Regions from separate parts of the Homo sapiens genome. Here region 1 is linked to region 2. A link is an interaction called in ENCODE POLR2A ChIA-PET data of the cell type or tissue named here. Cell type or tissue: OCI-LY7. All regions are shown on one strand. Each heading gives the region's core, and the rest is flanking DNA. Links, peaks and the distances in the headings are about the cores only.

Region 1 (5,383 bases), core at 101-5,100, 59 kb before region 2:
CAAATAGCTCCATATTCTACCACACTTGTTCTTCTGGCCCCAGGATTCTCAAACCTCAGCCCCTTCATGACTTCAGCATTCCCTCTGCTGACTATGCCTAGGATTCATGGCTTCGGATACTTTCTTGCTAGTGCCCTCAGCTTCCTCACTTCCTTGTGCAGCAAAATCCCCATAACAAACCAATCCACCACCACATTCTCCATTTGTAAACCCAAGCTGCTGAATGGCAGCTAGAGAAAGTCCACAACTGCATGGGATTGCTGCTCCTGCAAGTCATTGTTCCTCATCTTAAATTGGGTCCACGACCTTGTCTGACCAGCCTTTGATCTGTCCCTACACAGTTATCTTTATTCCCCACAACTGCTCCTTCAAATGAGTGCTACTCTTTTCAAGTACCCTACTTCATTCCAGCTCTTTCCTTAACTCACAGTGGTCAGGCATCTGATCTTGCTTCGCAGAAAAAATAGAGTTCATTGATGAAGCAGAAATTTCCTCATTTTGATTCCCTGTACTCCTTAAATTTTTTAGGATCCTAACTCTTTCCCATCTTCCCTCTCATCTTTATAGAAAACTATTCCTTTTTAAGGTGAATTGTCTCATACTTTGCCTTGAATCTGTTAACTTCCAAACTTCTCAGGGGACTTTGTTCCCAAAGGCCCTTCCTTTTACTTTCTCTGCAATTGACTTTCCCTTTCCTTTTTTTTTTTTTTTTTTCCTATTTTCTATTTTTTTTTTTTTTTTTTTAAGACAGACTCTCACTCTGTCACCCAGGCTGGAGTGCAGTGGCACCATCTTGGCTCAATGCAAACTCTGCCTCCTGGGTACAAGTGATTCTCCTACCTCAGCCTCCCAAGTAGCTGGGATTACAGGTGTGCGCCACTATGCCCAGCTAAATTTTTTAATTTTTAGTAGAAACAGTGTTTCACCATGTTTGCCAGGCTGGTGTCAAACTCCTGACCTCTAGTGATCTGCCTGCCTCAGCCTCCCAAAGTGCTAGGAATACAGGCGTGAGCTGCTGCGATGGCCTGACTTTCCCTTTCCACTCATTCTCTCTTCTTAGCAACAGCAAGTAACTCATGAGTTTTCAGTTACTGATCTTATCTATTTGGCACAATAGTGAGAACTTTATATCATCTTCTTTACTTTTTAAAAGAATATGATGCAGAACCACTACTATACCCATTTGGCAGACAAAGAAACGATTATAGAAAGATTTATTGTTGTTGTTGTTGTTGTTAACTTGACCAAGATCTCACAGCTAGTAAATGCCAGATTTCAGTTCACTTGTCTAGGTTTCATTAGGTGCAATGTACAATTACATACTAACACACACAAGTGTGTGTGTGTGTATGACTTTTTCAATGTTTTCCTTTTCATCTTTTTAAAAAACTCTTTATTGATCCTATGTGTTCTTTATTTACCACCATATTTCCTTCTTGCCATTCAGGGCCAATTGTCTGGAAAGATCGGTTAACACTTACTATCTCAGTTTTTAATCATAAAACTACTCCTGCTAAGGGCATTCTGTTCCCTTTGTTGCCACATACAGTGAAAGCATTTCAGAACTTATATTATCTACTTTTAATTATCATTTTAAATGTTGATACACTCTCTCTCTCCTTCTTAATGATCTTATCTACTGTTGTTTCCTTGACATTCTCTTACCTAATTTTCCTCTTACCCCTCAGTGTTAATGCCCCAGAGGTCAACCCTCACTTTGGCCCCTCTCCAGGTGAAATCTCATGCATTATCATAGGTGCGGCTCTACCTTTAGGCTGATGACTCATGTTCCTGTCCCAGGCCTCTCCTGAGTACCAGCTGCATACAGGATGCCTACACTTAGATGATGTAAATTAACCCCAGTTCAACATTTTGAAGACGGCATCACCATATTCTTCTCAAATCTGCTTCTTATTAACTATTAATTTATTCAATTAATATTGATTATTTAGTATATATCAGACAGTGTTCTAGGATCAAAGCAGTGAATGAAAAAGACCCAAAAAAAAAAATCTGCCTTATGGAATTTACATTCTAGTGGGAAATGTTGTCTATTTCTATTAGTCAGGGTTTAGTTAGAGAAATAGAACCTTTATAAATACAATGGACAAAAAATTTATTGCAGGAATAATACCTTACACAATTGTGGGAGAAGCTGAGAATATCCAGGTCAGAAAGAGGAAGCTGGAGGTTCAGAGAAAAGTTAAAAAGCAGGCCTCCTAAAATAGCCTATCCAGCTGCCAGAGTGGGAATGTAAGGGGAGCTGGTAGAAATGTGTAGGGACAGCTCTTGCCTCATTTCTCCCTGTGTCTAGCCTCCAGAATCTTCAGAAAATAATGGCTGCTACTTCACTTCCACACACTTTAGCCTGAGAACATACAGAAAGTGTCCCGGCTTATTAAATTGACACAGTATGAAACCACCACCCTGTCATAAATAACATGTAGTGAATTTTGTCATTGGTATTTTAAATCTAGTCTGGAAGTCTTTGTCTTTTATCATATGAGGAAGAGGAGAAGATGAGATATCGAGGATAAAAATCTTAAAAGAGGATGTGTTTTCCCATAAAGATGGAGGAATAAAGAGGTAAGAGTAGCAGCTGGAGGAGCCCTGAAAGAATGAGATGTGCTTGAGAGAGATGCAGGGTCCTCAGCATGGAGCCACATTTCAGTTATGACAAGGGGAATGGGATGAACACTGTCCCCCAGAAATTCATGTATATCCAGAACCTCAGAATGTGACCTTATTTGAAAATATGGTCGTTGGAGATTTAATTAGCTAAGGATCTCAAGACAAAATCCACCAGAATTTAGGGAGGACTCTAAGTCCAATGACTAGTATACTCAGAGGAAAAGGAGAGGACACAGGGAGACATGCAGCCCAGAAGACCATGTGAAGATAGGGGCAGAGATTGGAATTACACTGTCACAAATCAAGGGCTACCAGGAGCCACCCAGCAGAGGCTGGAAGAGGCAAAGAAGCCTTCAGAAAGAGAATGGCCCTGAAACACCTTGAGCTCAGACTTCTGGCTTCCAGACTGTGAACGAAGAAATTTCTGTGGTTTTTAACCATGTTGCTTGTGGTATTTTTTTTTTTATAGCAGTCATAGAAAACTAATACAAGTAAGAACATTATGGAAACATATTGCATCCTTGTGATGAGGGTGAGGTTTTTTGTTTTGTTTGTTTTTTAAAAAAATTGCATTTTTCTCTATTTTATATAAAATACCTGCTTATGCCATTTTTTAAAAATCCACTTTCTCCTTAGACTAGCCAGAGTGTATTCTGTTGTCCACACTCAGAACTGGCAATACAGAAAATGTACCAAGTGAATAGGGGAGGGTGAGAAGGGAGAGTCTGCAAGAGGCTGTTTAATTCTTTAAATTCTTGCCATGCTAATTAAATAATGTTAGACTATGAGCTTAAAATCTACCTACTCTATCTTACTTATGCTGACATTTTCTTCCACTGTACTAAAATAACTCTACATCTTAAATTCACTGATTGCATATGCTCTGTGTAGATTAGAGAAGAAATGTCACAGAGGAAAGATAAACAGGAAAGGCCAAACAAACCAAGTGTGTCACCTCTGGAAAGGCAGTATTTCTCACGCTCATTTATTTTCTAGGCTTTGCCAGATGACAGGGAACCAGGAGAGGCACAGAAGTATAGAACCTTAGAAAGAGAGCTGTTTTAAACCATTTAGTCCTGTCACCAAATGATTATTTTATCTTCTCTACAACATCCCTGGAAATATGTGTCCAAACTCTCCCTGAGCCTCTCTAGTGACAAAGGACTCATTACCTCCTGAAGCAGACATTGCATTTTAGGTACTCTACTTGAGAGGAAAATTCTACAGCTGACTTGAATCCAGTACTTTTGATAACTTCTGAATGCTGCAATCTGAGGCTACTAAGAACTACATTTGTCTTCTTGAATGATACCAATTCTCACACTTGAATCCAGCTATCATGTCCATCCATGTCTTCTTCTTCTCAGACTTAAGGCTCCATTTCCTTTGGCTAACATGATTTCATTTATTTCCTTCACTTTCAGGTTCCTCTCCTCTGGCTGTGCTCCAATTAGTGGGACTAAATATTGTGTTAAAGCTGAAGGTCACACACTTATCTTTCCTCCATTTTTCTTAGTGACTTCTTGCAGGATTTTGTCTGTTCCACTGCCAGACATCAATGAAAGGTTCCATCAATACTTCGTCCTTTGTGCCTTCAAAGCCTTCGTCTAGTTTGTATCATATTGTGCTCCAACACATACTTAAGTTTCTGTTCCATCCCCCCAATTGGACAGTGATCTAACTGAGGATAGGAATGATGTCTTTCTATCTTTGAATTCCAAGCAACAAGCACCTCTCTGTGCACATAGCAGGGTTTAATTTGAAACTATGTTAAAATATAACCATCAAAATGAATGGATCACAAAAGTTTTCCCAGGAGAGGTCCTATGACCCTGGTATATCCCACAAACTGATTAAGAAGCCAAAAATAATGCAGGGAATAAAACTGAAACTTTGGTGTGTTATGCAGTCAAGTAACCTTAAAGAATTCCATAAAAATATTATTAGAGAAAATAGGCTTTAGGGCTATAGAAGGATCAGCTCAGGACAGAGGGATCCTGGATTGGATAGGGGTCTAGATTGGTACAGATTGAGTTCTGGGCTTTTCTTCAGGATGGCACTTTTCTAACAAAAGTTACATATCCATGAGACAGGTAAGGCAATTAGTTACCAGGCCAGGTGGTAACTTTGAGGAGTGAAGGTGATCTAAAGCTTGGGGACGCAGATGATTGCAACAATGAAAGGTAGTGGGTGGTGGAAAGTGATAGCATGAGATTAGAAATGGAAGATTTTCTTAAAACAGCTAAGAGAATGGTCCAGAATGGAAATGAGGAAAATGGAGAACACTTAACCCACCTCTGCATCCAGAGGCCTGAGGAATGTGGGAAAGAAACAGTCACTATTTGAGAGGGCTCCCAGGGAAGAAGTGTTTTTAGGAAAAAGCCAGGATTAAGTCATAGTTAGAAGACATTGAAGATACAGGTGATGTGATGTATGAGGGAGCACAGTCCACAAGACCATTCTCACTTCTGAAACCAAATGCAAGTTTGGGGAGTTCCCCCAAACACACTCAGTTTCAATAATTCACTAGAAGTGTACATAGAACTTACTAAAAGCTGTATAATCACAGTCATTGTTTGTTACTCTAGTTTGTATTCTAGCAAAAGAATACAGATTAAAATTAGCCAAGAAAAGAAGTACCCAGGGCAAAGTCTAGGAAAGTGCCAAACCCAGAGCTTCTAGTTGTCCTTCACCTATTGAATCATGAATGGCATTACTTTCCCAGGATTGATGTCTGGTGATATGCTGAGTA
Region 2 (5,383 bases), core at 127-5,126:
CAACTATGCTCATCGGGGGTATTGGCCTATAATTTTCTTCTCTTTAGTATCCTTGTCTGGTTCTGGTATCAAGTTAATGTTAACATCATAAAATGAGTTTGGAAATATTCTCTCTTCTTCAATTTTTTGGAATAGTTTGAGAAGGATTAGTATTAGTTCTTCTTTTAATGTTTGATAGATTTGACAATTAATTTCTCATAGATATCCTTTGTTCCTGGAAAATAGATGGAAGAAACACTAAAGCCATTGACTATGGGCAAGGACTGAATTCTTATCTTCTCCTCTGACAGTTTTCAGAGCCTGCACACAATAGGCATCAAAATGGGAGAATTTGCTTTCTTGGTGGAAGGTTACATAACTTTTAACAATTTAGGTGTTAGAAAGATTCCTCTGAGAACTCAGACCTGAATGTAAGACTGAAACAGGAAATCCTTCACAGGCCTCCTTTACTCATCCCACAGCTCTTAACACCTCGTGGGAGGGGGAGGATGCAGGTGAGTGGGTGCAGGAGCCAGATGAGTGCTTCCGGGCGGCAGCAGGAGCAGAATTCTGTGTGGCCCCACGGCTGTGTCTAGAAGGGGTACTCATGACTCCGGGAGCCCCAGAGGTCATGTGTTACAGTGCTCTTTTAGCTTTGCCATCCACCAACATCTTAAGTGTTAAACAGCTCAGTGTGACAGCCCTCTGTATCCCAAGCTCTTGTTCAGCATCCAGGAAGAATCAGGTCACATGAATGAATTGAAGATGACAGATATGGGGGATTTTATTGCCAATGAAAGTGGCTTTCAGAGGGATGGAGAGCTGGAAAGGGGATGGAGGGGAAGGTGGTCTTTCCCTGAAGTTCGGCCATCCCCAGCAGCTGTGTCCTCACCCAAATCTCACTTTGAATTGTAACTCCCATAATTCCCATGAGTTGTGGGAGGGACCTGGTGGGAGATGATTGAATCATGGGGGCAGTTTCACCCATTCTGTTCTCATAGTAGTGAATAAGTCTCACGAGAGCTAATGGTTTTATAAGGGGCAACCCCTTTCTCTTGGTTCTTATTCTGTCTTGTTTCACAATGTAAGACGTGCCTTTTGCCTTCCTCCATGGTTGTGAGACTCCTCAGCCATGTGGAACTGTGAGTCCATTAAAACTCTTTTTCTTTATAAATTATCTGGTCTCAAGTATGTCTTTATCAGCAGTGTGAAAACAGACTAATAGACCAGCCAAACTCTTCTCTGGGGTCCTGCCACCAAGCCATCCCTCTGAAGTCAAGCTGCTTCTCTCTGACATCTGGCTGCTGCTTCTCTCTGACATTCGGCAGCTTATTCTCTTCTGTCCTTCTCTGCTGCTTCTCAGCTTGTGGAGCCTGGGTACAGGATGGGGGGCGGGGTAGGCCAGGTGGTTTTGGAAAAGGCAACATTTGAGTGGGAAAACAGGGATGTAAAGTTCTCACTTTGCACCACAGTTCTAGGCTTTAGGGTAGGGCCCACAGTATATCATTTAGGTTGAATACATGGGTTTAGAACTCAGCAGCCCAGTTCTGCCACTAGCTAGCTAAGCAACCTTAACTTAGTCACTTAACTTCTCACAGGCCTCAGTTTTTTCATCTATAAAGTGGGTATAATAATACCTGTCTTCCCAGGGTGAAGTAAACAATGTAAAGTGATTAGGTCAGTGTCTTGTACATAGTAAAGTACTCAGTAAGTGTTAGCTAAGTATGTCTATATATCCACCCATATATACATTATGAAACATTTTCAGAGCTTCCAGAAACTATTAGAAATATATTCTTGAGTCCTCTAGTTCCAAGGATACAGTCAGATAACTGCCCTGAGACACAAAATGAATTGCTAAATCCAGCGAATCCAGCTAATCCCCACTCTGTGTGTCAAGTGGTACTGTACCTGAAAGTTTTAAAGCCAGGGGAAATGTTTCTTGTTGTGAAAATTTACTAAAGGGCATGTCTTCCCCAGTGAACAGTCACCTTTGCAATACAAAGGTGTTCCTCATAGGAGGATCATACTTCTTTCTAGCCTATAAATTAATTACAAATCTTTGCCATGAGAAATTCTACAAAAAAGAGAGGAAAATAACATAGATATTTTGCTCCTCCTCAAAGTAAAATATTACCATATTTAAAATCAAAAATTAAGTATTGACTGAATTATTATCAAATTAAATATCATTAAATTAAGTATTGGTTAAGTTAAATATTGATCCAAAATGACTCTAAAATTAATTTCTCTGAAGCAAGACAATAGGAAGACAGCCTGGTGAACCATGATTACCATACTTGGGAGCAATGGGCTTTATTCTTGGCAACACCTTTTCAAGCCTGTAACACTTCAGGGATTCTTCTTAACTAGCTGTGAGATATGGGTAAGTCACCTACTTCATTGGCCATTGGTTTCCACTTCCGAGCACTGGGCAGGTTTGGCCAACAGATGTTAGCTCCCTGGCAGCTCTAACATTCTTCGATTCCATGTTGTGCTAAGGCAGGCTGCATTACACAGCTTTGTGGAAAGTCCTCCCTGAAGTTGTGCAACTTGGCAGATGAGATTCTAGGACAACGAAAATGACCAGTGAGGAAATCAGGCAGCTCTGAGCTTCACCTTGCTTTTAAGCACAGGAACTGGACCAAATTCCCTTCCAGGGCTCCTGTGATCCCTAGCATTCCATACCAGTGACCCAAAGCTCTTGCCTTTGAAAAATTATAGTTAGGTTCCACTTGGAACTGCCAAATTAGTAGAAAAATTAATATAAAGAAACAGCATCTGTGAATCTCTTCCTAATAGATGTATAACTGGGTTTAAAGTCTCTGACACATTTAGACTGAGTGCTAAGTCATCCGACCATCTGGCTCTAGGACAGTTATGCAAAGAGCTCATCTCCACCTGGGCGCTGAGAGCATCTATTTTAACATCCTGCTGGGCAGGTGCATGCAGAAACAGAGATGGAGATTGGCCCAAAGTCAAAAGCCAAAAAGATCTGAAAAACACTTGGACTGTCTAGTGAAAATTCTGTCTGTGAAGCAGTAAGCTTGAGGTAAAGAAAAGCTGAATGGCTGAAGGAGGAGGATATAGAGTAGACATTAATGAAGAAAGCCTTTAGCTTAGACTGAAGAGAATAACTACGCTGAAGCTTTAGCTGGCCTTTTGAAAATCCATTCTCCTTCAGAATTGCTAGGAAGAGATGACTTTGAAAATGTTCCTGATACCTGTTTTCATGTTAATGCTGCTGGTCACTATCACCTGATTCCTTTTATTGCCAGTTGGCATTTTGAAAATGTCTGTTTGCATGGGAAAATGTAGTCCCTGGATACATATTCATCATATATTTGTGCTTCAGAGGTAACTCACACCTTTAAGTTTGATTACATTTCCTTAACCAAATACAGATTTCTACAGCTCCCAGGTGTCCGGAGTAAATTTGATAAAAACAAGATTCCCACCCCCGTGCCAGGCTGTGAGTGGCTGTTCTGCATTACTTGCTAGTAGAATAATCACTTGGATGGTGGATTACACTGCCATGCACTCAGTTCACGCATAGAAAAGCCCCCTCCTTCCATTTTCTCCACTTGCTTACTGATTGCATTGACAGGGAAAATACAATGTGTCATTTGGCAAGTAGAAATATGACTTTAAATCCAAGTATCATCAGGAGGGGTGATGTTTTCACTGGAATTCAAGGGTTCAAAGAACCAGAGAATTCGTCCCTTCTTCATCTTTCACAAAAAAGAGATTTTGATCTTAGATATTTCTATATAACCCTGAAAAAAACCCCAAACTTCCCAGAATACTAGAAATGTGTTAGCTATATATTAAACTTCTAGATATGTCATACCCCATGAGGTAGATGGGAAAACATGCCCTCTGCATTGCCTCAGCTCTTACACCTTCTGGGAACACAGGTTCTGATCAATTTCTGGGCTGTGGCTCAACCCTCATGTAGTGCAATAGAACAACAATAGGGAAAAGCTGCTATTTTATCATCACCTGCTATTTTCCAGGCATTGTTTTAGGCATCCCTCATACATTGTCGCATTTAATCTTTATAATGCCTCTGCAAGGAAAGCATGAAGGAATATTTCCTATTTTATAAATGAGAAAAATGAGCTGTGTAAGTCTGAATGTTTCAAGAAACAGACATCTAGTTGGGATTAAAACTGCAAGAATCTTGTTAGGGAAGATGCCTGTGTTAAAGGAAATAGGAAGGGAGTTGGAAAGCCATCAGACCACAGTCAAGTTTGCTCCTGGATAAAGAGGAGAAAGAAAATATACCCTCTAATATTCTGTACTCTAAGGAAGGTTCTGCAATGTTGCCAGGGAGTCCTTGAGCTAAGAACAGTAGACCAAGGAGTCCTTGAACCAAGGTTGCAGACCAAATGTTCCTTGTCTCCCAGGAATAGGTCTGCTTCAGTATCTGGGTGATAGATTTCAGTAGCTGGGACCTTGATTGAATCACTCTCCCTGAGGGAGGAGGTCTTCGAGGCTCATTCTCATGGCTGTTCAGTAGGTTCAGTCAGCTGAATTTGCACCGGATCTCACAGCTAGTTGCTGGCAAAGTAATAAACCTGTCAGTCCAAGCCCTATCCTCAGACGTCCAGACGTCTGTGAGTAGAATCCTAGAGGTGCCAAACACTGGGCGTAGGCCCCTTACATGTTCTGCATCTCACTCAGGCTCCACAGCCTGCAAAGGCTGGCGCCATGAAGCTGCAGTACCCGGAAGCAGGAGACAGCTCCTGTCAGAGGCAGCCTGTTGCTACCTAGCATGCTGCTCTCCCACCGCTTTAATAATTTGTTATAAAACAAACAAAGTCACCGGGGGAATTGCTGCCAATGGATAATGGCCTCCTGCCTTGCAATTAAGCGCTGACATTCAGCTTTGCCTCACCAGTCACAGTATATTGCTGCTTCCTGTCCCAGTGTTCTCAACCATGAGCGTTTTCTGCTAATCAAATTTATTATCCTATGCAGCTGATCTTGACATTCATTTCCTTTTCAGCTTGGTGGTGAAGGTTTAGAGAACATAATTTTTAAGCTACCTGTTCTCTTCAGCCCAACATTCATATAACCTACAAAGAAACACAAACAATCTCTAAATAGAGCAAAAAAAGCTCCAAAAGTTTATGTTGGTAAGATATCCCAGTTGTTAATGGGATTCAGTGGCAAGATAATCTTAGGAAGTGGATAAGGAAGTGGAGACTTGTGGAAGTTCTTTTCATGCCACCCTGAGCTGATTTCCTACTGACCCCTTGACTAGAGGTTCAGATCCATAAGCCTTGCCTTCTGATATGACATCCTGTGGAATCCTGTGGGATCCTGTGGGATCTAATACACCTCTCAATTCAAATAGTAACTCTCCCATAAGAGTGGCTACTTCCTTAGCATCCCAGGA

What was found. Peaks named below come from ENCODE experiments on the same cell type or tissue, not always from the same donor. Only the 100,000 strongest peaks of a DNase experiment are listed, where the experiment ranks them.
Region 1: POLR2A ChIA-PET joins it to region 2 with 6 read pairs; 2 of 35 experiments call an interaction of 5 or more read pairs at or near these places.

The regions. Positions count from the first base shown.
Region 1 is chr14:38,184,063-38,189,445 of GRCh38, reverse strand. No RefSeq gene overlaps it. Among named protein-coding and RNA genes, the nearest start is that of SSTR1, 21 kb to the left of the region's middle. In OCI-LY7, for the core only: no CTCF peak of the experiment used is centred there; no DNase peak of the experiment used is centred there.
Region 2 is chr14:38,125,062-38,130,444 of GRCh38, reverse strand. No RefSeq gene overlaps it. Among named protein-coding and RNA genes, the nearest start is that of SSTR1, 80 kb to the left of the region's middle. In OCI-LY7, for the core only: no CTCF peak of the experiment used is centred there; DNase peaks (open chromatin) are centred at 2,474, 2,884, 3,464 and 4,904; H3K4me3 peaks cover 4,698 bases; H3K27ac peaks cover 5,000 bases.